Regions from separate parts of the Mus musculus genome. Here all the other regions are linked to region 1. The links are chromatin loops, found by intact Hi-C in ENCODE. Cell type or tissue: heart. All regions are shown on one strand.

Region 1 (8,000 bases):
CATCCGTTCTCCCTGAGAGAGAAAACAGTTCCATCTTTGAAAATGTTCAGTTGGACAGTGCTTATCTGTAACGTGGTTCATTCCCATAGCCCTGCACTAATAGCACCTTGCACATGTCTTCTTGCAGTACAAAGCAGGCAGGGGGTCCTATTGAAAATAGCTAACAACCCTAAAAGCACAGGTCCTGGAGGCTCTCTGCTGTGCGCAGCGTTCAACCTGTAATTGCTGGCTCTAAGGAGATGTGAGGTGGGTGTCTCAGGAGTGGGTTGGAACACGGGGCCACTTAGGAATGTGCTTAGGGGGTGGCTTTTAAAAACAAATCAGTGCAATAAGATTTCAATATTCTACTAGCCAATATGGCCTGTGGAGTGTCCTGGCTCAACATGAGTTCTATTCTCAGATGTTATTGCCTCTTATCAGAACGGCTGTTTTCCCCATCACATGGTGAATTCCTACAGGCGGGGATCTTGTCTTATTAATTTGTGTGTAGGCCTTGGTGCCTACTGGCAAGTCCTGGGCATTCAATAATGTTTGTTGAGTGGTAAACGCTGATGACAATTTAGAACAGTATAATTCCCTACTCTGCTTTTATTTTTTTTCCGAACAGAAATTTCTTGCCTGGAATTAAATTGCAATATGGTTTCCTTTTCAACACACTTCTGGAGATGCTATCTTCTCCAATGTCAGTTGATTGAACAAGAAAAAATGTAATTTTTCCTCTCTCAGGCATAATGTTAATCTTTTAACTCATAGTCTCATAGTAGCTTTTTTTTTTTTCTTAACACAAGATGGATTTAGAAGTAAGTCAAGATCCTAGAAGTTTAGGAGTATTGAGTGCTATCACTTACGTCTGTCAACCCAAGAGGAAAGTGTAGCTCGATGCCCCTCTGCAACTGCATGACCAGAACTGGTTACAAGGATGCTGGGCAGGGCTCCCATCTCAGATCCCACGGATGGTGAGCACGGGGCCACATCTACTAACAGTGCCTCGCTCCTCCTTGCTGGCCTGAAGGTGCTCCAAAGTGCACTTTTTAAGGAAGGGACACATTAAGTGGTGTCAGGAGAGGCAGTTATATACCTGGGTCATTTGATCATTCTCTAGTACTGACACATTTTAAGTGAATAGTTTGGAAAATGAATTTTCTTAAGCCTGTCAATATCCGAAAGGATGGCTTCAATATTAAATGATGTCAGAAAGCTGGGAAGTGATATATTATTCTTGATGATACTCAATGAGGCCATGTGTATTTAAATTGTTATTTTCCCCAGTGATTATCTCCCTTTTATTTTTCCATTCTTAAAAATATTATTTGTATTATCTATCCATCCATCTATCTATTTATCTACTCATCCATCTATCCATCCATCCACCCACCTATCTACCTACCTTCCAATTTATTACATTTTTGTGGTGGTGTGTGTCTGCCCTAGTTTACACTTTTAAGCATTCTGTAGGGCTGTTTAATCCATTTGTCAGGATGCCAGTGAGACCACTCATTTGGACCGTCTAGGGCTCTTGCTACCAAGCTGGAAGGTGCCTGAGTCCCAGGACCTATACAGTGGAGAGAAAGAACACACTCTTCAAAGTTGTTCTCTGACACCCACATGAAGCACCTTCAATAAACAAATAATAAATAAGTAAACAAATTATAAAAAAATATGTGGGGAAACGATACCAGAAAAAATATTGGTTTGAGGTCTCACACTTAAACACTATTAAGTGTACAATCTTGGGACTTAAAGAACCCCCAAAACAAACGTTTATCTTCTCTACTTCATAACGTTAACTGTAGACCCGGATACTATAAAAACCCAGATTGTTACTGTCCACCCCCGGATAGCCACAGTGACTGTGAAATGTCCCTAGGTAGAAATTGTCTTAAGAGAATTACTTTAGGAGTTGGAGAGTTGGGTCAATTAGTTAAGAACAAGAAAGTTGGCGCATGACTTTAATCCCAGCACTTGGGAGGCAGAGGCAGGCGAATTTCTGAGTTCGAGGCAGCCTGGTCTACAAAGTGAGTTCCAGGACAGCCAGTAACCCTGTCTCGAAACAAACAAACAAACAAACAAAGAAACAAACAAAGAACAAGAGTAGTTGGGCTCCAGGCACCCACAAGATGATACACAAGCATCCGTAACTCTAGTTTCAGGAGATCTGACATCCTTCTGACCTCCCTGGGCACTAGTCACACACGTGGCACACACACATATTCATGTAAGTAAAACACTCATACACATTAAAAAAAAACTTTAAAAGGAAATTATTTTGCTTTTATCTTGCTCCTAAGGCAGACCACAGTCGGATCGAGTTGGGGAAAGGGGGACTCAGAGGGGATGGGGCGGGGGGGGGGTGTTGAGGGTGAGATTAAAAAAATAATTAACACAAGAGAAAAGGCACCCAAATGCAAATAGGTTTTAAAAACCGAGTTTCAAAGCTAACTCCTTCACAGGATGCCTCTGTAGTCCACTGGCCCAGTTTCCACAAGTCTCAGCAGGAGCTTGGCTGGGTGGAGGTCCACGCTGGCCAATAGAAATCAGCTGTATTCTTACAGGTTTCGCAGCAGGTGGAGAAACTGAGCATGAAAAATTACTTAAACGTGGGCTCGGTCTTTTACTGAGGTCAGGGGTGCCACGATCCGTCCTCCTCTACCAACAGGAACAGAAATAAATGTTGGGGACCCAGTTTCCTAATCCCTTCGCCCGGCAATCCCGACTAGTAACACCTCCACCATAAGCCGAATATATTCTCCCCGCTCCGGAGCTTGCTGGAGGGACCGGTGGTTGTCCTTTATTGTCTAGGGAGCACCTGCCAGGTGGCTGGCCCGTACCTAATGCGCTCGTGGCGCTGGGCTTCACAAAGCGCGGGCAGCACCTGCGTGGCCAGCCAGCCGCCTGGACTGAAGGACCACCGATGGAGGGAGAGTGCTAGGAGGAAGAGGATCCAGGGTGGAGGGCCTGTGGGGGCTCCTGGTCTTAGAGGGCACAGCGCCCCCGGGATCAGCTTATTGCAGCCCGAGAGCCCCGGGCACTAGGCAGCGGGAGGGAGTGCGACCCGGGCGGGAGAAGGGAGGGGCGTGGCCACGAGCTGGGAGGAGGGCTGGAGGAGGGGCTGTCGCGCGCCGCTAGTGGCTCTGGGGGCTCGGCTTTGCCGCGCTCGGTGCACTTGGGCGAGAGCTGTAGCAGAGAGAGGAGCTCAGAGTCTAGCGCAGCCACCGCGATGAGAGGCGCTCGCGGCGCCTGGGATCTGCTCTGCGTCCTGTTGGTCCTGCTCCGTGGCCAGACAGGTGGGAAAGAGCGGCAGACAAGAGGACTGCACCCTCTGTGGGCGCAGCCCGGGTCCGGGAGGGGTGCCACCTGGGTGCGTCCGGAGTGGTAGCTGTTGGCTTTTCCCATGCCTACCACCTCGAAGGTGGTAGGCGGCCGCGGGACTCTGGTGGCCCGCCTCGCTCACCTGAGCTGAGAGACCTCAGCCCGGGTGGTGGAGACCCGGGGCCGAGGGTCTTCTGGGAACCCAGGCAGCGAGCTGCAGGCTGCGGGCGAGTTTGGTGATGCTTTTGTGCCGACTGCGCGCGGGTGGCAGGGGCGGGCGGCCTCGGGCTTCGCACCGAGAGCGTCCTCTCTCCGAGCGAGGTGCGGCCACGGCTTCCTTTTTGTTAAAAGTTGCGCGTGGGTGACCGACGCCTGGGACAACCAGCCCACGGGTCCCGGACACACGCCGGGCAAAGTTGGAGAGCCTTTTCTTGCGGCCGCTGCTTCCCCACCTCGGGCGCTCTTTGTGCACAGTGCTGGGGACGCAACTGCAGCCGCTCTCATCGTGCGCGGCGCCACCCGAGGAGACGAATCTCGGGCTTGCTTGCCCCCACCCAACTCCGTTTTTTGCACGGGGAGCACGCGGCGTGAGGCTCTGGGGCGGGACCCCACGAGCCTGTAGGTGGCGGCTATGGGGACAACTTGAGCCGGGCGTGTGGCGAGCAGCCGCTAGGTTGCAGACTTTTTCCTTTTGTAAATCTCGTGCTAGGGGCTCGCCCCTCTCTGCAGCCGCACGGTGTTCGTTGCTGCCACGCGCCAGGGAGCTGCTGTAGCCTACGTTGGTCGCCAGCTTCTGGGAATCAGGGACTGCGTGCGGGGACGCAGCTGTTCTTGCCACCTCGTGCGCGCTGGACCAGGACCGAGTCAGTTCTCCCCAGCTTTGGAAACCTCTGGTTTCAGTGTATGCGACTTGTAATCGCAGGTGGCCGTTTTTTTTTTTTTTTTTTTTTTTTGGAGGGGAATCCCGAGATCCAGAAACCCTCTCCCACGTGATAGCCATACTCAGGGCTGCCTGGGGAGGCTAGGGGGTGGGGGAGAAGGGGTAAGCTTTCTGCAAATAGCATTTGTTTCTTCAAGCTGTTGGGAAAATCTTGTTACCTTTTGCAGGGTAACTTGGGTCTCAAGATCTTAAGGTTCCGGAGCTCCTCAGCCCTGCCCCTTTTTTTGCCAGGTGTCGCTGGTGCACTGCCCGTGCAGGTTGCCTGCTTAGTCCTGAAGCCCTGCTCCCTCCTAGGTCATTTTCAAAACAAAAACCAGAAACCCTTTTAGGTTACCTTGATGCTATAGGCTAGAGACAATCTGCACGCTGCAATAAGGCGTCAGATGGCCAGCATCTCTGTGACCTGTTTTGAGCCCACCGCTGACTGCGTTTTCCAGATCTCACTCCCTAGATGCTTTTGAAAGGCTGGGAGAGGGCTTTTTTTTTGTGGGGGAAGTCTTGCATCTGGACCTCTGCGCGCACAGAAGAGGGGTCACCAAGGGTCACAAATGAGTGTTCAGATTCCTAGGCATATTTGACCACTTAGCTGAAAATGACCCCAGTGATCTTTTACGTTTTCCACCTTGTTCTGCTTTAGAGCAAGGTGGAACGCCACAAAGATCACAGTTCCCTTTTGAAAACAGAAACGAGTCAATGGTTTGCATTTTCCCCCTGATTAGTCTGCTCTGGCCAATAACTTTTTGGCAGAGGGAATTTGAAGGTCTGATTCCTGGCACAGGGTGTGTTGTAATTCCTTTCTCTGTCTCTCCCGTTTCAGGCCTCCTTTTCAGCCATTCTGCCTCCTTGGTTTTGTGCCCTTGGGCGGTCATTTAAATTGGGAGTGGGTGTGTGTTGGGGGGGACTTTGGTTTCCACGGAAGGTACTTGAAGACATTTGCATCACGAAGGATCTGAGGAGTTCACAATTTCAGAAAGCAGCTTTCTTGTCTAAGGGCCTTTTGGGGTGTGTGTGTGTGTGTGTGTGTGTGTGTGTGTGTGTTACGGTTTTGCTCCAGGCTTTGCAGGAAGCAGTTTTGTGTTTTTGTTTATGCTGTAACCTTTGGAGGGCTAACCAGTGCCTGCTCTGCAGTAACCCCTCCTTCCGGGGCATTCACAGTGGGTTTACAGCTCAACAGGATGGTCCTAGAACAGTGAATCAGACCTCCTCCCCCTCCCCACACCCCCTGTTCCTGCAGGTGCAAGTCCCTAGTCATTCATGGTCATTCACGCACCTGGCATTCTGGCTTACGATCCTGCTGGAGATAATCTGATAGTTCCTTGAAGAGATCCTCAATAATTCCACGTCTCCCCCATTCTGGGCTCTCCCCATCCATCCACACATTCGTATGACGTTATAAATCATGTATGCCATGCTTTTGCAACACTCTTCCTACTGTGCTTTAAATATCATATCATGGATGTGTTTTGTGCATACTTGGGGCTTCACAATCAGTAAATGTCTGCAAGGCTCCCCATACTGAGGGCTTTGCCTGCCATTTCTGTACTCAGGGGCCCAGGAGGTTAGACCACTACAGTGTCTATTCCTATTCCACCATTGTTTTCCAATTGGAGAATAAGTCACTTGCCCAAAACAGCCAGTGAAGGAACCGGAGCTCAGCTCCGTGTGCCCAACTGTGCATCCATTATACAACTCACCAGAATCTGATGTAAAGTAAGACAAAAGTATTTAATGAGTGGTTACTATAAGTCCATCCTGTTAGAGGTTCTGGGGGCCCAGGACTGCTGCTTTGGCTAAGAGGACTTCAGGTGACCTGTCTTAGCACATTTTGGTCTTTTCAATTTGAGTGGGTTAATTTGCTATGAGGATCCACTACTGTATAGTTTGGGTAGGGGTGTTTAAGACTATCATGAAGGTTTTGGTGGGGAAAAGGGAAGATAAGTTATCTCTAAAATGAAGTTGAAAACCATTCCCAGCCCCCCTCAAATAGCAAGGACTACAGCATTATATATGTGTCCCTGATAACTGGCTGGTGATCTCAGTGGCTGTTTACCGTGTGACCAAGTACGGTGAAATACAGTGACCACTCACCGCAGTCCCAGAGGAGACTCTCATCAGGAGTGTTTTGTGGGCTTCCCTGTCGCTCACTGAAGTTGCAGATGTTGTTTTGGTCATGGGTTTTTGCCACTGTTGTTGACAGTCCTTAGAAGTTACTCTTAGGAGTCTTGAGTCATTTCCTCCAGGATCCTCCAGCCGATTAAAGAAAGGGCGCGAGGAAATGAGCCAAACCAGCCATGCTGCTGTCCAGAGCAATTCTTAGCTGGATCTAGGTGGCAAGAGCACAGTCTCCTTTCTCCAGAATGAATTAGGTTCAAGAGTTGGCAGGCTGGGGTGTGGAAAGTGCTGTAGTCATGTGTGGTAACTTTTCCAAAAGTGGGATTAAAAGACATTTATCGGGATCCAAGTATGCAAAATTTCATATGCAGCTTCAACAGCACCAGTCGGTATTTTCACGGGGCAAGCAGAGCTTGGAAGGAAGTTGCCAGTGGGAGGGAGACATTGGAATGGAGGGCTAATTAATCCAGCAAGGCTCTTGTTGAAAAAAAAAAAAAAAACGTAGGAGAGAGAGAGAGAGACCTGGGAGCAAGACTGGCCCCCTGGCTCAGATTGCTGGCTGTTTGGGGGGATGGATGTGTGAGCCATCATCCGACTTCAGTCTCTGAGAAAGAAAGTTGTTTGAAGTCAGTAGCCAGCTCGTGGGCATGCTTGTTCGACTGACTGGATGCTTCTAGAAAACACGGGAGACGGTGCCTACTGAGTGTTCCGACCTGATCATTTCTCCACCTATCCCATGCTTCCGGTTCCCTCTTGGCTGTGGCACGTGCTCCCGTGTACAACTTGACGGCTAGGCTTCCAGCCGGTCTACAGAATGTAACTAAGTTTGATTACTATTTAGGGCAGGTGGCATCGGAGTTAAGAGCTTGGTTTCTGGAATTAACATCTGTGAGTTCTAATCCCAGAATCCCACTTACTGACTATGTGATCAGGGACCAGATGTTTAACCCTCCTGAGGGTCGCTTTCCACATCTGTATAAGGGGGAAGGGGGTCAGGGTGCAGAAGCTGGGGGGTGATTGCTGGAGGTTCTGTGTGAGGTGCGCTTAGTGCGGGAGCCCCTCAGAGGAAGTGGGTGGTCTCCAGCGCACTTGGATTTTATCACCCTCTTTCAGCTTAGTCTCTTAGAGAAAAAAACCACAAGTGGTCTAAAAGAAGATTACACAGCTTGTACTTTTTGGCTTTTTTGTTTTTGGTATTAAGATGAAATTTATGCCTCGATGACTAGGTTTTTAAAAAAAAATCTGCTGATGCGTGCTGCCTTCCCTACCTCTGTAGTTAGCATCCCCTTATTTGACTTCCCACCAAAGGGCAGAGTTTGGGATAAAAGTTTGGGGATCAAGAATCCAGGCAAACCCCTCCTCTGGTCCCAGGGGCCTTTTATTAGACATAAGTGGCTTCGCAGACACAGAATTGGAGGGGTTTTCCTGGACTACTTCCCCAGGAGTACAGGACCCTCACGAACTTGCCCTTGGCTGGGTTCTGACCCACAGCAGGCTGGAAACCACTGCCTTAACGGCTCTGCCACTCTCTGGACCAAGCTTTAAGCACAGGCAAGGCTAGCAAACACTGTATATCAGTTTAACGAAGTTTATCAATCCCCTGCTGGGGCCTCACAGGGACAGCAGATAGGAGGGTGGG
Region 2 (8,000 bases), 370 kb before region 1:
CACCGAGATGGTAAACCTGATCCTGGTTCCAAATAAGCAAGCACTGTTCAGCTTCAATTCCTCTTCAGACGCTGGGCTCCTAGGTTCTGATGGGAGCAACTTGGCCAGAGTGTGCGGAGAGGGGAGCTTCAGCATGGAGCAGGGCACACAGTGGCCTGTGTTTGGGTTATGCGACAACTGAGGGCCAGCCACTTGCTCAGGGTGCTCTAAGCCAGTGACTTGAGAGTGGAGGAAAATCTTCCTCCATCCTTCCAGCTGTGAGGAAGGGTGGGGCCAAAGGGCACTGTCAGAGTTGACAGCTGTGGTCCTTCACTTTTGCACCCATGAGTCTGAGCAGCTTCACCTTAGCTGGCATCCTGCTGCGATCTGTGACCTTTTGGGACCAAGTAGAGTTAGAAGAAAATGGTCTGGGGAATTTAGAATTGTCTACTGAGCCCCTTCAGTCACCATCTTGCTCTTGTACTTTGACTGACAGGCCTTTCCTCTCAGCATCTTTAATTGTCCTGGGCTTTCTGTGGAAATTCCACATTTTTGAGTAACAATAGCACCTCTTAGCTAGGAAAGACCGTTTTCTTTTGTTTCACTTCTTCTTCTCCTCCTGTATTACCTTCCTTTCCAAAACATTTATTCTGTTGTGTTTCCCAACCACTGTGCTGAGAACAATAGGAATTGAGAGTCTAGTGGGGAGTTTTTATAAACTGGAAACTGAATTTAAATGATGGCCGAGTTAGTCAATACCTAAGCAGTCCTGAAACATTCTAACTAGGATAACTGTGAATTGAACTTGTGTGCATGCGTGTACATGACAGGGAGTCTTTTTTGACTTAGGTTTGTTTGTTTGTTTCCTGAGTGTAGAGTTTTGTGTAGATTGCAGTAGGTGAAACCCAGCCAGTCTAGTTCCTTGTAGCTCCTTTGCTACAGAGCAGCCCAGGAGAGTATTCCTGATGCTCTCTACCTGGGACCATGAATACAGTCTCCTTGACTGTTCTGTTCTCTTGAGAGGCCCGCTTTGTTGGGAAAGGCCAGCAACAGATCAGATGGCTAATGAATATGAGTGAGTATGCTTATTATATGCAGACTCCCATCACTTTCAAAAATACTATTTTATTTATCCTTAGAAACTTCCATACAATATATTTGGTATATATATTTGATCATATCTATCCAGTACTACTATTATGACATTTAAACAACAATAACAACAACAACAAAGATTTATGCTGGGTCTGCTCTGCTAGTTGTTGCTTTTAATCCCGGTGTTTGGGATGCCTATGTAGAAGGATTTCTGGTCTACACAGTGAGCTAGCCTGGGCTATATAGTAAGCACCAGTCAGCTAGAGCTACATAGTAAGCTCCTGTTTCAAAAGTATTACTTTTTAAAATTTTAATTGTGTGTATGTGTGTGGGTATGTGCATGTGGCTGCAGGTGCCTTTAGAGGTCACAAGAGCTGGGGTTCCAGGTATCTGTGAGTTGCCCCTGAAGTTAAGAGCAGTAAGCATTCTTAACCGCTGACCCTGATCTCCAGGCCCCCTGTTGTTACATTTTATATCAGTTTTATGACATCACACAAAGTCATTCTGTTTTATTGTCATGTTACTGGTGGGACTGGAAATCAAACACAGGACCTTGGCAGGGAAGGCATGATGACAGGAACTGAGATGCTTGGTCTCAGTGCACTGTCAGGAAGAAGAGAGTAGACAGGAAGTGAGGCTAGTTTATAGACCCTCAAGCCTTGCCCCTAGTGTTGCACTTCTTCCAGGGAGGCTCCACCTACCAAGTTTGGACAGTCTTCCCTGACAGCGTCACCAGCTGGGGCCAAGTGCTCAAGCACATGAGCCTACAGGGATGTTTTCCTGTCACTGTCAGTCCACATTGGAAATACTAAGAAAAGGAACTAGTTGTGGCTATGCACTTGGGATTGGTTGCAGGGTTAGGGATTGGTTGCAGGGTTAGGGATTGATTGCAGGGTTAGGGGTCAGTGGTTTGATTCTCAGGCAAAGCTGGATAGAAGAGAAGATACAAACAACTGTGGTGGCAAGTCTAGCCCTGAGTAGATGCTGTACGGGATCATGATGACATTCAAACAAACAACGAACCAACCAAACACACAAACTGAACCAAACCTACAACAGAGACGAACTGGGAAAGATGCAGTCAGAGCAGGAGCCCACCTCCAGATACAAAGCTCTTTCTTTCTATGAAAGCATCTACACTCACCAAATCCTTCTCTTCTTGTCTCCCTCCATGGCTTTATTCCACACCGTCTCTTGTCTCTGTCTCTGTCTGTCTGTCTCCATCTCTCTCTAACAGACTACTATACATTTATTTTATGAGACTTTCTTATAGGCATGCCATTCTCCTCTTTTTAAAAAACATTTTTATTGAACATGAGTTTCACATCATGTACCTCAGTTTCACTCATCTCCCCATCCTTTTGTATCTGCCCTATGCCCTGCAACATCCCCCACAAAATAAAAACACAATAAAACAAAACAAAATATAAAAAAACCCTCTTATCTGAGAAGCTGTAGAGCGTTACAGTGTGTCCCACAGTACGTTCTTTTGCCTACACATCTCTATTTGCAAATGTTCATTGTGATGAGTCATTGGTCTTGTGCAAGGTCTCTGACTTGTAATACTATATCAATGCTGGATCCTCACAGGGACTCTTCTTGGATGCCCTGTTGTTGCCCTGTGTCATGGAGATCCGACAGCTTTGAATCTTCAGGACTGGCCCTTTTATGTGCTCCAGCAGTTCATAGATGAGGTGGATGCTGCCCCAAGGAGGGCCAACTCAAGGCCTTGGATTTGAGCCTGGGAGGTAGCTGAGTTGGTCAGCTACTCAGTTCTCCTGCACCAATACCACCAGGGCTAGCTCATCCAATGCTTCAGTTGGCAAGGGGATAGGGTCAGCTCTCCTGCTCTCTTGCCCTGGGGGGCCAGCTCGCCTGCACCCACACTACCAGAGTTAGCTCTACTGTGCTGCCCAGTGGAGGTGTGGGACCTGTTCTCCCAAATGCTGTAGCTGGTGAGGAGCTGGGTCAACTCTCCTGCTCTAATGACCTAGGAGTCAGCTCTTCCAAAGGTGGCAAGAATGAAGGAAGGGGGTTAGGCATTTTTCCCGTGCCCATGCCATTGCACAGCAGGTGAATGGCAGGGCCAGCTCTCTTGTACTCATGCCCTTGAGCTGTTCAACCATGATCTTGCTACCAGAGCCAACTCTACTGGCCACTCACTCTACTTTCCTGCAACCAGGACCAGTGGCCTAGGTGAGGTGTGGGGGTCTGCTTTCCCAAATGCTGCAGCCAGTGGGAAGTAGAGCCAGCTCTCCAGGGGCCAACTTTGCATAGCCCTTGGATATCAATGTGGTCCCAGGTGGCAGCCCAGACCAGGGATATCTGCATGGCCTTTAGTGGTAATATGAGCCACAGATCTTGACACAGACCCCTGGTGCTGCATGGCCACAGACCCAGACATGGCCCTCAGTGACAGCATGGGCTGGGACTTCACCCATGGACTCAAGTGGCAGGACTGGCTTCTCACAACAGACTATTCCTGTATTCCCTCCTGTCTCCAGTTCCATTTCCCTTCACAATGGTCAAACTGTTCTGCTTCTCTTTCTGCCCCATCTCTCTAGCACACACTTGCACATTGTAGTGCCTCCTACTGCAGGTGATCTGCATGATTGGTGGGCCTCTGGGTGTCCTCACCCACATCATGGGGTTGCAGGAGTTGTCCTCTTTCTCTGTGTTTCACACCCTTGCCTTGGTGTCTTAGTGTTACTATTGCCATGACAAAACACTATGACCCAAAAGCAAGCTGTGCAGGAAAAGGTGTATTTGGCTGTCACCATTCATCATTGAAGGAAGTCAAGACAGGAACTCAAGCAGAGCAGTGACCTAGAGGCAGGACCTGATGCAGAAGCCATGGAGGGTGCTGCTTACTGGCTTGCTCCTCATGGCTTGCTCTCCTTGCTTTCTTATAGAACCCAGGGCCATCAATATGAGGAGGGCCCCGTCCATAATGGCCTGATACGTCCCCCATAAATCACTAATTAATAAAACGCTGTGCAGGCTTACCCACAGACTGATTTCATGGAGACATTTTCCCAATGGAGGGAATTCCCTCATCCTGATGACTCTAGTGTGTGTCAAGTTGACATAAAACTACCCAACATACATGTGTAGCATGTCTGCCTTAATGTATTAGCCCTAATCCATCATATGGAAGCACACCCAACCAAACACGGTTCTATTTCTAGAATGATGATAGATTTGATTATACTTCTTATGCCCAGCACCCCTTTATCTCCTTCACATCCCTCAACAGATCATCAAAGGTCCTTCATGACAGACAGACAGGATGGGTATTTTAACTCACTTGGTTCTCATAAGTTGAGTTTTACTGGTGTGCTGCAAACGGGGCTCATTGATAATTTTTCTTCATCACTGTGAAGCTCTGGCAGATTCTATTATATTCTTGTGTCTGGAACAAGGACAATGCATTTAGGGTATCAGAGGACTAGACATAATAGTCAGGAGTAGATCCTCGTGGGTCCTGAATTGCAAATTGTTAAAAGTTCCACAAGGGGTTGCTAGAGAGCAGCAGAAACTCCAAGAATGTTGAAAAGTGTTCTCTTTTGGCCACATCCTTGTTTCCTTTGTCTGGGTGGGAAGTAGACATTTTCCTCCTGTTGTGCTAATGTTTACTTAGTGGGCCTGGCTTATCTCTAGTGCATCATTACACCAGTCCTTTAAACTCCTCTCCATTGTTTAAGGGAAGTCCCAGTATAGCTCCCAGTCTTCAGCTCCCTGAAGGTCACCAATGCAATGCTCAAGATGGGTGGAGAGGAATAGGGCAGGCTCATGTACTTCACACTCGGGGAGCACATCTTTAAGCCAAGCCTTTGCCAAAGAATGTGGCTACATGGAAAGAGAGTTTAGAAAATGCCATGGCTTCTAGGTTGACCAGAACCTCCAGGGCATCTTTGGGAGGGAGACCAGGCTGCAAGTCAGCCTACAACTTATTGTTAAAGGGAGCTATAATAACACAGTGTATACACACACACACACACACACACACACACACACACACACACACACACACAGAGAGAGAGAGAGAGAGAGAGAGATGGATAAATATGCACACATGGATAAATGTGCACATACACGTATTTATATATGAATTCTTTCTCCAAAATTTTATGAAGGAACTTTGTACTAAATAGGGATGTGTACCCCACACAGCTGAAAGACCGGAGCTTTCCAAGTTCTGAAATCACTCAATTATCCTTACTGGATTGTAATCACAATGGACACTATTTTTGTAGCTCTTTTCAATATGTGGAATTAATATTCCCTTGGAATCCAGAGATATTCAGCTGCTAATAGAGCCCCAGGGGGGCATCTGGGTATTAACTTTGGTAGTTGCAGCCCTAGCTCAAGACCCTGAAAGGAATGTGGACATTTTCCCTGATTTGTCTTTTAGCACGTTAGCCTGACCTGATGTGTTCTTTTCTGTGTGTCCCTGCACAGTTGCATTCTAGAATTCACCATCTTGTTTGATTGCCTTGTGAATAATATATTAGATATATTAGGTCTCAGTGCTACCATGAAATCTGAGGTTGTTTTCCAAGTGCCAGAGATGCAGAAAACACCTTTCTCTCCGTTCCTCAGCCTTACAGGACAGCAGCTATTCTCAAGGTTACTCCCTTTTGCTTTATGATGAAATCTGGAGTCCCAGTCATGAGGCCTCAGCTCCAGGGAGGTAATAAAGACAGGTAGGAGAGTAACAGGGCAGTAACAGGGCACATGCCGCAGGCTCCCTCAGAAGCTGGCTTTTAGAAGTCTCATTCAACAACTTCCATTTTCTCATTTGCAAAGGGTGCTGGGAAGTGTAGTTTCTTCCCTTCCTTCGTTCGTTCTTTCCTTCCTTCCTTCTTTCCTTTTTAAAGATTTATTTATTTACCTATTATATGTTAGTATACTGTAGCTGTCTTCAGACACCCCAGAAGAGGGCATCAGATCTCATTACAGATAGCTATGAGCCACCATGTGGTTGCTGGGATCTGAACTCATGACCTTCAGAAGAGCAGTCTGAGCTCTTAACCGCTGAGCCATCTCTCCAGCCCGGAAGTGTAGTTTCTTAGCTGAGTGCACAGAGACCTTTTCTGACATAGGTAGACCCAAGATAGATGGATATAGGGTAGGTAATAAGAAACGTCTACTATGTGCAATAATTCCATTTTTGATACCCACAGCAAAAGAGAGATTAGATGAGAAAGTGCAAGAAGGCTTCAGCGTTCTTCTTTGTATTGTCTGCCTGTTCACTGGTAGTAGAATCCCCCAGATCTCCCTTCCCTTCATATTTTTAGGCTTCTGTAATGGTTTGAATATGCTTGGGCCATGGAAAGTGGCATTATTAGAAGGTCTGACCTCATTGGAGGAAGTGAATCACCGTGAAGGTGGGCTTTTCCTATGCTCAGACTCTGCCCAGTAGGGAAGAGATGCTCCTCCTAGCTGCCTACAGAAGACAGTCTCTCCTGGTTGTCTTCCAATCAAGATGTAGAACTCTCAGTTTCTTCAGTACCATGTCTGCCTGGATGCTGTCATGGTTCCTTCCATGAGGATAATGGACTAAACCTCTGAACCTGTAAGCCAGCACCAATGGAATGTTTGCTTTTATAAAGAGTTGCCTTGGTCATGGTGTCTCTTCACAGCAGCGGAAACCCTAAGACAGCTTCCTTTACCATCTACACACTCATGGTTTCTAATGCTGCTCTCTTCTGAACTATAAACTCACAGAGCCAGTTACTGGCTTAGGAGACCTAGCAGGATCTTCAAACTCAGGAAGTCCTCCAATGAGCACCGAGATATGGTCTTCTGATATGCATACCCAGCTCTCAAGCCTGGTCCTGGGTATTGCTCTGATTTCCTCTCATAACTCCTGGCATCCCTCAGGTTCGGTTTCCAGGTCACTCCTGCATCCTACCTTCACTCCAGTCCCATGGCCAAGATTAAGTACAGTTTCCCATTCATCCAGAGAGCTGCCCCAGCCTCTGCAGATCAAGGCTTTATACTTCCCTTTCTTTCTTTCTTTCTTTCTTTCTTTCTTTCTTTCTTTCTTTCTTTCTTTCTTTCTTTCTTTCTGTTTTGTTTTGTGACAGAGTTTCTCTGTGTAGCCCTGGCTGTCCTGCCACTCACTTTGTAGATCAGGCTGGCCTCGAACTCAGAAATCTGCCTGCCTCGGCCTCCCAAGTGCTGGGATTAAAGGTGTGTGTCACCACTGCCTGGCTATACTTCCCTTTCTTATACATCCTCCACACATCAACTAGAGAAATGGCCATTTTAAAAAAAAAAACATTACAACCGGTACTGTTGCTTCCCGGCTCAAGGCTAACCAGTGGCTTCTTATTGTCTATAGGGAAAGTCCAACTCAATCAGGAGTTAAGTGACCCTGTTTCCATTGCTGTGTGCCTCTCTCCCTTCATTCTGGTCGAGCTGCTTGCTTCTCTTCTAACTACTGTAATATATTCTTTGCTATTCCAGGCCTTGGCACATGGCCTTCTCTCTGCCTGGAATGTTCTTTTCTCTGAGTGCCACCATGTCTTTGTTTAGCGAGTCATACTGCTTCCCCCTTTCCCTTGAGATAAACTCATAGACCCCCTAAACCATGCCTTATTACAGAGCATCCCCACAGCTCGCTCGCTGCCTTTGTCTTTCAAATGCTCATCCGTCTTCTGATTGCCGGCTGGGCTGTGGGCTTCACGAGGCCAGTCTTTTGGTGTCTCTAGTGCCCATGATGACGCCCGGCATCTGTGCATACAGTGACACGGACCATCAATCATTTACCCTTAACTCAAAAACGTTTGTTGAAATTCTTGTCCTCATTCACGACTCAGCTGCTGAAACGAGCGGGGTTAAACGACTCTGTCTTAGTTCACAGGAAGAATCCTGTTCTTTCATCCATCTTTGGCTATCCTGGGTGTAAGGCAGGAGAG
Region 3 (8,000 bases), 260 kb after region 1:
GTGTGTCTGTGAGTGTGTTGTGCATGTGTCTATGTGTGTGTATATGTGTGTGTTTTTGTATGTGTGTGTCTGTGTGTCTATGTGTATGTGTAGGTATGTGTTTATTTTTGTGTGTATGTCTGTGTGTGTATGTCTGTGTGTATGTGTGTGTATGTGTCTATGTGTGTGTATATATGTGTGTGTGTTTGTGTGTATGTCTGTGTGTGTGTGTATTGTGTATATGTATGTGTATGTCTGTGTGTGTGTGTGTGTGTGTGTGTGTTGAGGATGGGGGCATTATTCACCTGTGTGGTTATATATGGAGACCAGAGGTTGATGTTGAGATATTTCCTCAGTTTCTTGTTCACTTTATGTTCTTAGGCTAGGGTCTCACACTGAATCTAGAGATCACCATTTACAACCCTAGCAGCCCACGAGTCCCCAGAGCCTCCCGGTTACCCCCTTTCCTTGGATTGTAGATGTGTACAGCCATGCCCAGTGTTTACACAGCCTTGAGGATCTGAACCCATTCCTTACACTTGCTCAGCAACCACTTCACCGCTGAGTCATCTCCCCAGCAAGCGCCATTTTTACTAGCAAAAAATAAGAACGTAAATAACGACTGGGCTTGACTTAAATAAAGGAAGCCTTGACTACTGTGTAAAAACAACACCCAAATCCGGACACTTTAAATGTCAATCATTTACTGTGTCCCTGGCTCTGATATGAATGGGGTTGGGGGAGGGGGCCTCAGTGGGGACAGCTTTAGCATCCCATGGTGTCAGCTCCAGCAAATCAATCCAGAGCTGGCATGGGTGCTTGCAAATTTGTGCTTTTAGCATTTAAAGGATCCTCTCCATCTCACCAAACTCTGGCTTTCAAGTGTTAGCAGGCTTTATTCTCAAAACATTTCTGATTGGAAGCTATGAGAACCCATCACTTTCCTCAGGTTGCATAGCCAAGGAAGCAAAGGGTGCCTATAACCCATTGGCAGAGATGCCGCCCCCTTAAGGTGGTCATTTATGACAACTGAAAACTGAATTAATGCAATTATTCATGTGATTTTAAAAACCACATTTTTATTAATTCTTGGAGGACTTCATGCAATGTGCATTGACCACATTTGCCCCCATTATTCTCCTAAGTGCTCTCAGATTCCCCCCTTATCCTCCCACAACCCACTGAGTCCAATCTGTTCTGCTCATACATCATGGGTTCAAGGCCATCTCCTGGAGCTTGGTTGACCCACCAGGACAATCCCCTTGAAAAGACCTGACTGTTCCTCCCCCAGAAACCATCAACCCTCTACGACTCCTCAAGGGTGTGAGCTGACTAATGCCTGCCCACCCAGTGCTGGAATGTTGGCCAGCTTGATCTGGTTCAGGTCTTACATAAGCACCACAGCTGCCCTGTGATCGTGAGTACAACGGCCCTGCCATGTTCAGAAGATGCTGTTTCACTCTGGTTCTCCCCAGCCTTGAGCTCTTACGACTTTCTGCCCACCTCTCTGTGATGGCTCCTGAGCCCTGGGGTGTTGATGGTACAGACAGTTATTGCGGCTGGGATCTCAGCCTGCACGCGCTCTCTGCACTCTGGCCAGTTGTCCTCAGGTGACTTTTACACCTTCTGCATTTGTTCACTGACTAATTCCTTTAGTGAATCAGTAGCTGATTCATCAGTAGCTTCTGCCCAGGGGAAATGTTTATACCTATTCTTGAAAAACTGATGACATATAATTCCTTTAGCAAATAAGTAGGTAAATCAATAAAAAAAAAAATAATCACTAAATTTACAATGGATGAATGTCTTGTTGACTTTTGCCTGGGACAACCCTCAAAGCTTTGCACAACTTTATTTATTTATTTTTATTTTAAAAGCATTTGTAAACATTTATTTAATAGCAATCGGTAGGTCCTTGAGTACCAAGGCACTCATATAAAGAACAACCAAGAGGAGTTGATTCCATCTTTTGTATTACAATCTAATATTTTTTAATTTTACAAAAAAATACTATTAAAATGCAAGTATATCCCATCAGCAAAATGAAGGATTTTCAAGAAAGGATTTATTAATTTTTATTTTATACATATGAATGCTTTGCTTGCATACATGTATGTGCACCACGTGAGTGCCTGGTGTTCGTGGAGGCCAGATGAGGGTATCAGATCCTCTGAAGCTGGGGTTACAGATGGTCGTGAGTCACCATGTGAGCGATAGGAACTGAACCTGGGTCCTCTGAAAGAGTGGCAAGTGCTTTTAACCTATAAGTCACATCTTCAGCTCCAGTTTTCTCCTTTTCATATTTTTACAAAGGTAGATAGATCATGGGCTGATGAGCTGGCTCAGCAGGTAAAGGTGACTGCCACCAAGCTTGACAAAGCTGAGTTCAATCCCTGGCAGCCACATTCATATAAAACAATAAAATATAAAACAAATAAAATAAAATAAAATGTTTTGTATAAAATAAAACAAATCTTTTATAATCCTTTCTATATTTATATAATTATAGATTATAATTACCTCATGTGCATAATACATATTATATATTCATATATAATTATATATATAATTACTTTATCTTCCCCTTTCCTTTCCTCCCGCCAAATCCTATGTACCCTTCCCCCTTGCTGTCTTTCAAATTTATGGCTTCCTTTTTAAGATTGCCTATAGATAGATAGATAGATAGATAGATAGATAGATAGATAGATAGATAGACAGACAGACATACACAGTCTTTTTTAAAAAAAACATGCAGAAAGCTTATGGGGTATCGGTTTCACTCTGTTTTTACAAAGCAGTAAACTGAGGCAGACTAAGAACCTAATAACTGTGATTGAGGCAGGCACTCAGGCATTACTGTCCTGTCATGCTGTACACAGGACCGCGGTGACTTGACAATGAGGCAGGAGAGGCATCAGAGCCCAGGTCTATCGGGGGAGGATGGCTTCTACAAGAGCTCATTTCTATGCTGGATCCTAAAGGGCAAGTGAGAATGGAGTCTGATAAGGAGCTTGAGGCAGAATTTGCAAGAGTGCCTGCTGGTTTCCAGGCAGTATATACTCGGGAGAGGGAAGCCAAGAAGTGTAAGATGTGGCCTTTGACTTACAGACAGAGAGGTTAAATTGCTGAAACAGAATGTGTTCATGGCTAGCAGAGACGTGCATAAGCCTCGCCAGAGAGGTAGAGGAAGTCAGAATCAAGGCCAGGTCACTAGTTCATTGACGGCAGATGAAGTGGCCTTTGAGTTTTAATGCTGAAGGAGGAGGAAGAGTTTGCCAAACAAACGGAGTGGGGGGTTACATCTCTAGCAGAGGAAATAACGTATTTGGTGGAAGAAGTGTTTAAAAGTCTTCCTTTTGCTCTATGCAAGTTATTTTAATTTTTTATGACTCAATGTCCCACCTAATAATTGGGTATAATGATCGTCCTTATGTAGAACATCGCCTTGGGAACAAAAGCAGTAAATACTTGCAAAACACTTAGAGCAGGGTTAGTGCATTGTAAGTCCTGTCTGAGTTTTTATAGAGAGAGTAAACTGTTAACTAAAAACTCTTCAAGTCTCTTACATGTATGGTATGCCAGCCCAGTCTCCTCCAATCTAAAATCCTGCCATCAGTAGCTTCTGCCCAGAGGAAATGTAAGACTTGGCGTCTGACCTCCCTGGATTTCCTTGGCTCCTCAGGGCTTTCAATTCCTTTCAGCTTGGTGTCCTGCTCTCCCAGTCCCTGATGTCTGTGGAATAGCGGAAGGGTGTCCCAGGGTGAGCTGAACACGAATCCTGTAGTCATCAAGATCAGTCAGAGTCTTAAGATTGGCGTCTGACCAGCTCTAAGTGGCTCTAATTACATTTCAATGGAGCATAGAGTCAAATTTTGACAAGCACATAAACTTAATAGCTGATCTGCAGGCATAATTACCACCAGACTGATTTGTAACTGCCAGCGAATAAGCCCACGAGACGGTTATCCAAAGTCTTCCAGTTCAAAGACCGAAGTTGTGAGGATGAAGCCACTACAGCCACGTTGGAGCTAAGCGTCTGCTGCATTCGAGGCTCTAGACACAATGCAGGGAACTGAGCCATCTCAAAGCATCACTCGAATCCTGTTTGGCTGTTCTGATGCAGAAAAAGATAAGAAAGGGAATCAGTGTGGGGAAATGTGATATGCGGAACTCTAAAAATAAACTGCCTGTCCCTGACATCTGTGTTTGCAAACACACTGTTTAAAGCAGTGCTCTTCCCTCCGAAGGGCCAATCCCAAGATGACATCCTCCTCCGCGGTTGGTTTTTCCTGCGGTTCTCAACAGGAGGGCTTTCCCAGAGACCTCTTGGCTTCCAGCTTTTATTTGATGTCCCCCTTAAAAGAGTGGGCAGGATTATGGACATCGTGAATGGGTGATTTCAGAAACCCAGCTTCTCAGCCGCTCCACTGTTCTGCTACTGAGGTGATTCTGTGCTCCCTCGTCTCTGATGGCGTCCTTCCCGGCCCTCTTGAAGAGAGTGTCACGGTGCGTAATCCCAGATCAGGTTTGAATCAAATAAATGACACATGACGCGGTGGCCAGATGTTCGCGGGTGAGAACCGGAGCTAAGTTCACACAATTGTTCTGCCTCCTCGCTTTCCGCCGAGGTTCTTTCCTGTGGGCTGGAGATGGTATTGGCAGCAGCTTGGCTCCGCTCTCCTCCACCGCCAGCCCAGCCTGTGCTCCAGGGGCTGCTCGCAGGCTGCCTTCCTCTTCCTGTGCAGCTGGTGTTTGCAGAAGGACGCGATTTGGAAGTTGATTTATTTACTTTGCTTTATTTATTTTTTTTTATGAATGGACATAGATGGCTGTTGTTGAAACAATCAATCTACTCCGGTGAGATGATTATAATTTAACAGAAAAACATGCTTCGGGGCCACGTGCAACATTAAGGCTTAGGGCTTTGGCAACGTTCAAATGAACTGTCCTGTTCAGAGTAAAATCTGAGGATATGTTGCGTCTTTAAACATAAACCCAACTGAATGGGTTGGGTCTTTGGCTCTACAGACTGGGGCCTGTGAACGAGGCAACACTTTCGATTGTAGAAGCCAAGGGCTACTGTTCAGGTCACTTCCTTTTGTCCTTGTTGTCCTCACTCGGGGACTTACAGGATGCTTATATGGCCCCAAATATGGAAAAAAAAGAGAATATTCCAGAAAGTGCCTCCTCCTCTTGGGCTAATTCCTCTTCTCAAATCATTTTGTAAAAGTCTGAAGATCTGTTGCTGGAGAGATGGTTTGACAGTTAAGAGTGCTGACTGCTCTTCCAGAGATCCTGAGTTCAATTCCCAGTAACCACATGGTGGCTCACAACCACCTGTAATCAGATCTGATGCCCTTTTCTGGTGTGTCTGAAGACAGCTATGGTGTACTCTTATGCAGAAAATAAATAATTCTTTTTTTTTTTTAATGTCTGCAGATTTAAGACACAAACATGGCAGTCACGTAAATGATAGGCTGAGGTAGATACCTTTCCTTTAAAGAGTTTATCCATATTTTGAAAGCAATATAAAAAGCATTAAAGGCATAGTCAGCCATAATTCATCCTTTCCTGCTTCTTTTTACCATGGCAGCCATCAAATTCAGCCACCTGAGGAACTATCACTTTTCTACACAGATGTACCATTCAAAGATGGACTTGCTTCTTAGATATGCAGATAATAGCATACAATACACATTGTACTCCGCTTTGCCTTTTCCTCTGAACAACACATCAGATGGAGGTGTCTTTTCTGCCCACGAAGCTGTCAGGAGAGAGGTTGCTCTTCGGCTCAGTGAGCTGCATCTGGCTCTGGCTTGTTGTACTGACAACATGCAAGGTGCTAAGCCAAGCTGGCCTTCAGCACAGGGCTTCCCAGCCTGAAAAGATTGGAGTCCTAGTGGAAACCTTAAAAAGATGAATAGCATCAAGTATCAAGTGGGCAAAGGAGGAAACGGAGGTCTAAGGGTATCAGACAGAACGTGGTGTAAGCTGACAAGTTGAAAGAAAGGACACTTTTCAGGCTTGCAACATGGCGGTCCATTGTTTCCTTCTCGGCTTTGGTAAGCAGAAGAAACTTACTTGCTATTATAGCATCATTTTAGCACGATAGAGATCTTGAGGGGGCAGAAAAGATGGCACAGTTGGTAAAGTGCTGACTGGGCAGACATGATGACCTGAGTTTGGATGTTCAGTATCCATGTAAAAGCCAGCAGAGGCATGCAACGCATGACCCCTGGCTGGGGAGGCAGAGACGGGCAGATCTCCTGACACTCATTGATCACCCAGCTCGGTGAATGTAACGGGCTTCAGTGCAGTGAGTCCTTGTCTCAAAAGAGTAAAGTGGATGGTGAGAGAGGATGACGACACCTTCTGGTCTGCTCATGCAGCACATACATACATGTGTCCACACAAACATGTACATTTGGTGCATATGCATATGCATCCACAAAAATACATAGGACACATATACCCATGAATCCACATACATGCAACACATATGCACATGTATCCACACAAACAAGTACATCCATCACATATACACATGCATCCACATAAACATATACATGTAAAACATATGCACGAGTCCATAAAAACATATACATGCTGTGAATATGCACATGCATCCACACAAACATGTACAAGCAGCGCATGTGTACACATGCATACATGTAGTATATTTGCACATACCCTTACACAGATGTACACATATACACACTTAAAAAAATAAAACCAAACAATAAATTACTTACTTAAAATATCTTTAGGAACAAAATGGCCCGAACAACGTGAGAAAGGCAGAAAGGTAGCAAGCTGTAGAATGAGGTAATATGGGCATTAATGCTGGATATACCAGATATTAGTCCATTCAAGTCATTTAACCCGTTATTATTTTCTTTTATATAGAATAGAAATACACCTTAGGGCACTCTTGCGTGTACCCAACTCGCCAGCAAGAACGACACTGCAACAGGATCCTTCTGCACACGTTTAATGGGAGATCTTGATTGCAGAGGCGAAGAGACCCCGAGCCCAGAACTGGTGCTGCTTATATAGGCCTAGGAGAGGCATGTCTCACACCCGGATTGGTTATGCACTATACCTCATTTGCATGTTCCTCATCTGATTGGTTATTCTCTCTCAGTACCTCACAGAACCTCATTAACATACCTCATTTGCATGTCTCACATCTGATTGGTTATACTCTCAGAACCTCATTATCATGCCCAGGCCAGGCAGTGTCTTGGCAAAAAACTTTACTGCATATGTACACATTGGTTGTTTGCCCAAACTTATGCGTGGTGGCCAGTGGTAGCCAGCGCCACCTTGCAATGGCACATGTGGCTTCCCAGAGGGCACGACAGAGACTTTTTTGTGTTTTCAAATTAGGCAAACCTAAGCATGGTGGTAGACCGAGGCAATCCTGCCATTTGAAAAGTTGAGATGGGAAGGCCAGGAGTTCAAGGTCACTCTATAGCAAGTTCAAGCCTGCCTGGGTTACATGAGACCCTTTCCTTGGCAATACAGATGCTAACCGTTACTGTGATAGGACTGCGTACCAAACAGTCCTGGGTCACGGGCACTTGTTTTTTCGCTGTGGTTTGGCTACAGTCAGCTACTGTTGGCCATTCTGTCTGGCCTCCAAGCTCTGAGTCAGGCTCAGGTGTTCTGTTCCTGTCTGGTTTTAAAGGGTAACAACTGAGGGCACGCTCACTGTAGAAGGCAGACCATAGGAAGGCTGGCAGGATGAACCATGATTCAAGTAGCCTCAGTTTATAACTAGCATGTTACCACTCTGTTGACTTTATTTCCTGGTTTTATTTTGGTTTGTTTTGTTCTGTTTTGTTTTTGTTTTTTGTTTTGTTTTGTTTTTTTGGACAGGTTCTCAATATGTAGCTCAGGTTAGCCTTGAACTCATTATATAGCCTAAGCTATCCTAAAGCTAGCTAGAAGTGAGCCACTTGTTTAGGCCTTCCAAGTGCTGGGTGGGATTTTAAAAGTGTATTATTACTACACCTTGG

What was found. Hi-C counts contacts between places; a loop is a spot of excess contacts. Peaks named below come from ENCODE experiments on the same cell type or tissue, not always from the same donor. Only the 100,000 strongest peaks of a DNase experiment are listed, where the experiment ranks them.
Region 2: a loop joins it to region 1, with 3.0 times the contacts of the local background. A loop is called at or near these places in 6 of 42 quality-filtered maps.
Region 3: a loop joins it to region 1, with 4 times the contacts of the local background. A loop is called at or near these places in 5 of 42 quality-filtered maps.

The regions. Positions count from the first base shown.
Region 1 is chr5:75,571,835-75,579,834 of GRCm38, forward strand. Kit (KIT proto-oncogene receptor tyrosine kinase) reads left to right here and starts at 3,153. Exons shown (of 21, transcript NM_001122733.1): 1 at 3,153-3,284. The coding sequence starts at 3,218. In heart, a CTCF peak has its summit at 3,959 (motif pointing right); DNase peaks (open chromatin) are centred at 3,127 and 3,977; H3K4me3 peaks cover 2,957 bases; H3K27ac peaks cover 1,583 bases; H3K27me3 peaks cover 2,713 bases.
Region 2 is chr5:75,205,485-75,213,484 of GRCm38, forward strand. No RefSeq gene overlaps it. Among named protein-coding and RNA genes, the nearest start is that of Mir7025, 33 kb to the left of the region's middle. In heart, a CTCF peak has its summit at 4,584; no DNase peak of the experiment used is centred here.
Region 3 is chr5:75,831,203-75,839,202 of GRCm38, forward strand. No RefSeq gene overlaps it. Among named protein-coding and RNA genes, the nearest start is that of Gm32727, 140 kb to the right of the region's middle. In heart, no CTCF peak of the experiment used is centred here; DNase peaks (open chromatin) are centred at 3,729, 4,129 and 4,609; H3K4me3 peaks cover 639 bases; H3K27ac peaks cover 520 bases; H3K27me3 peaks cover 210 bases.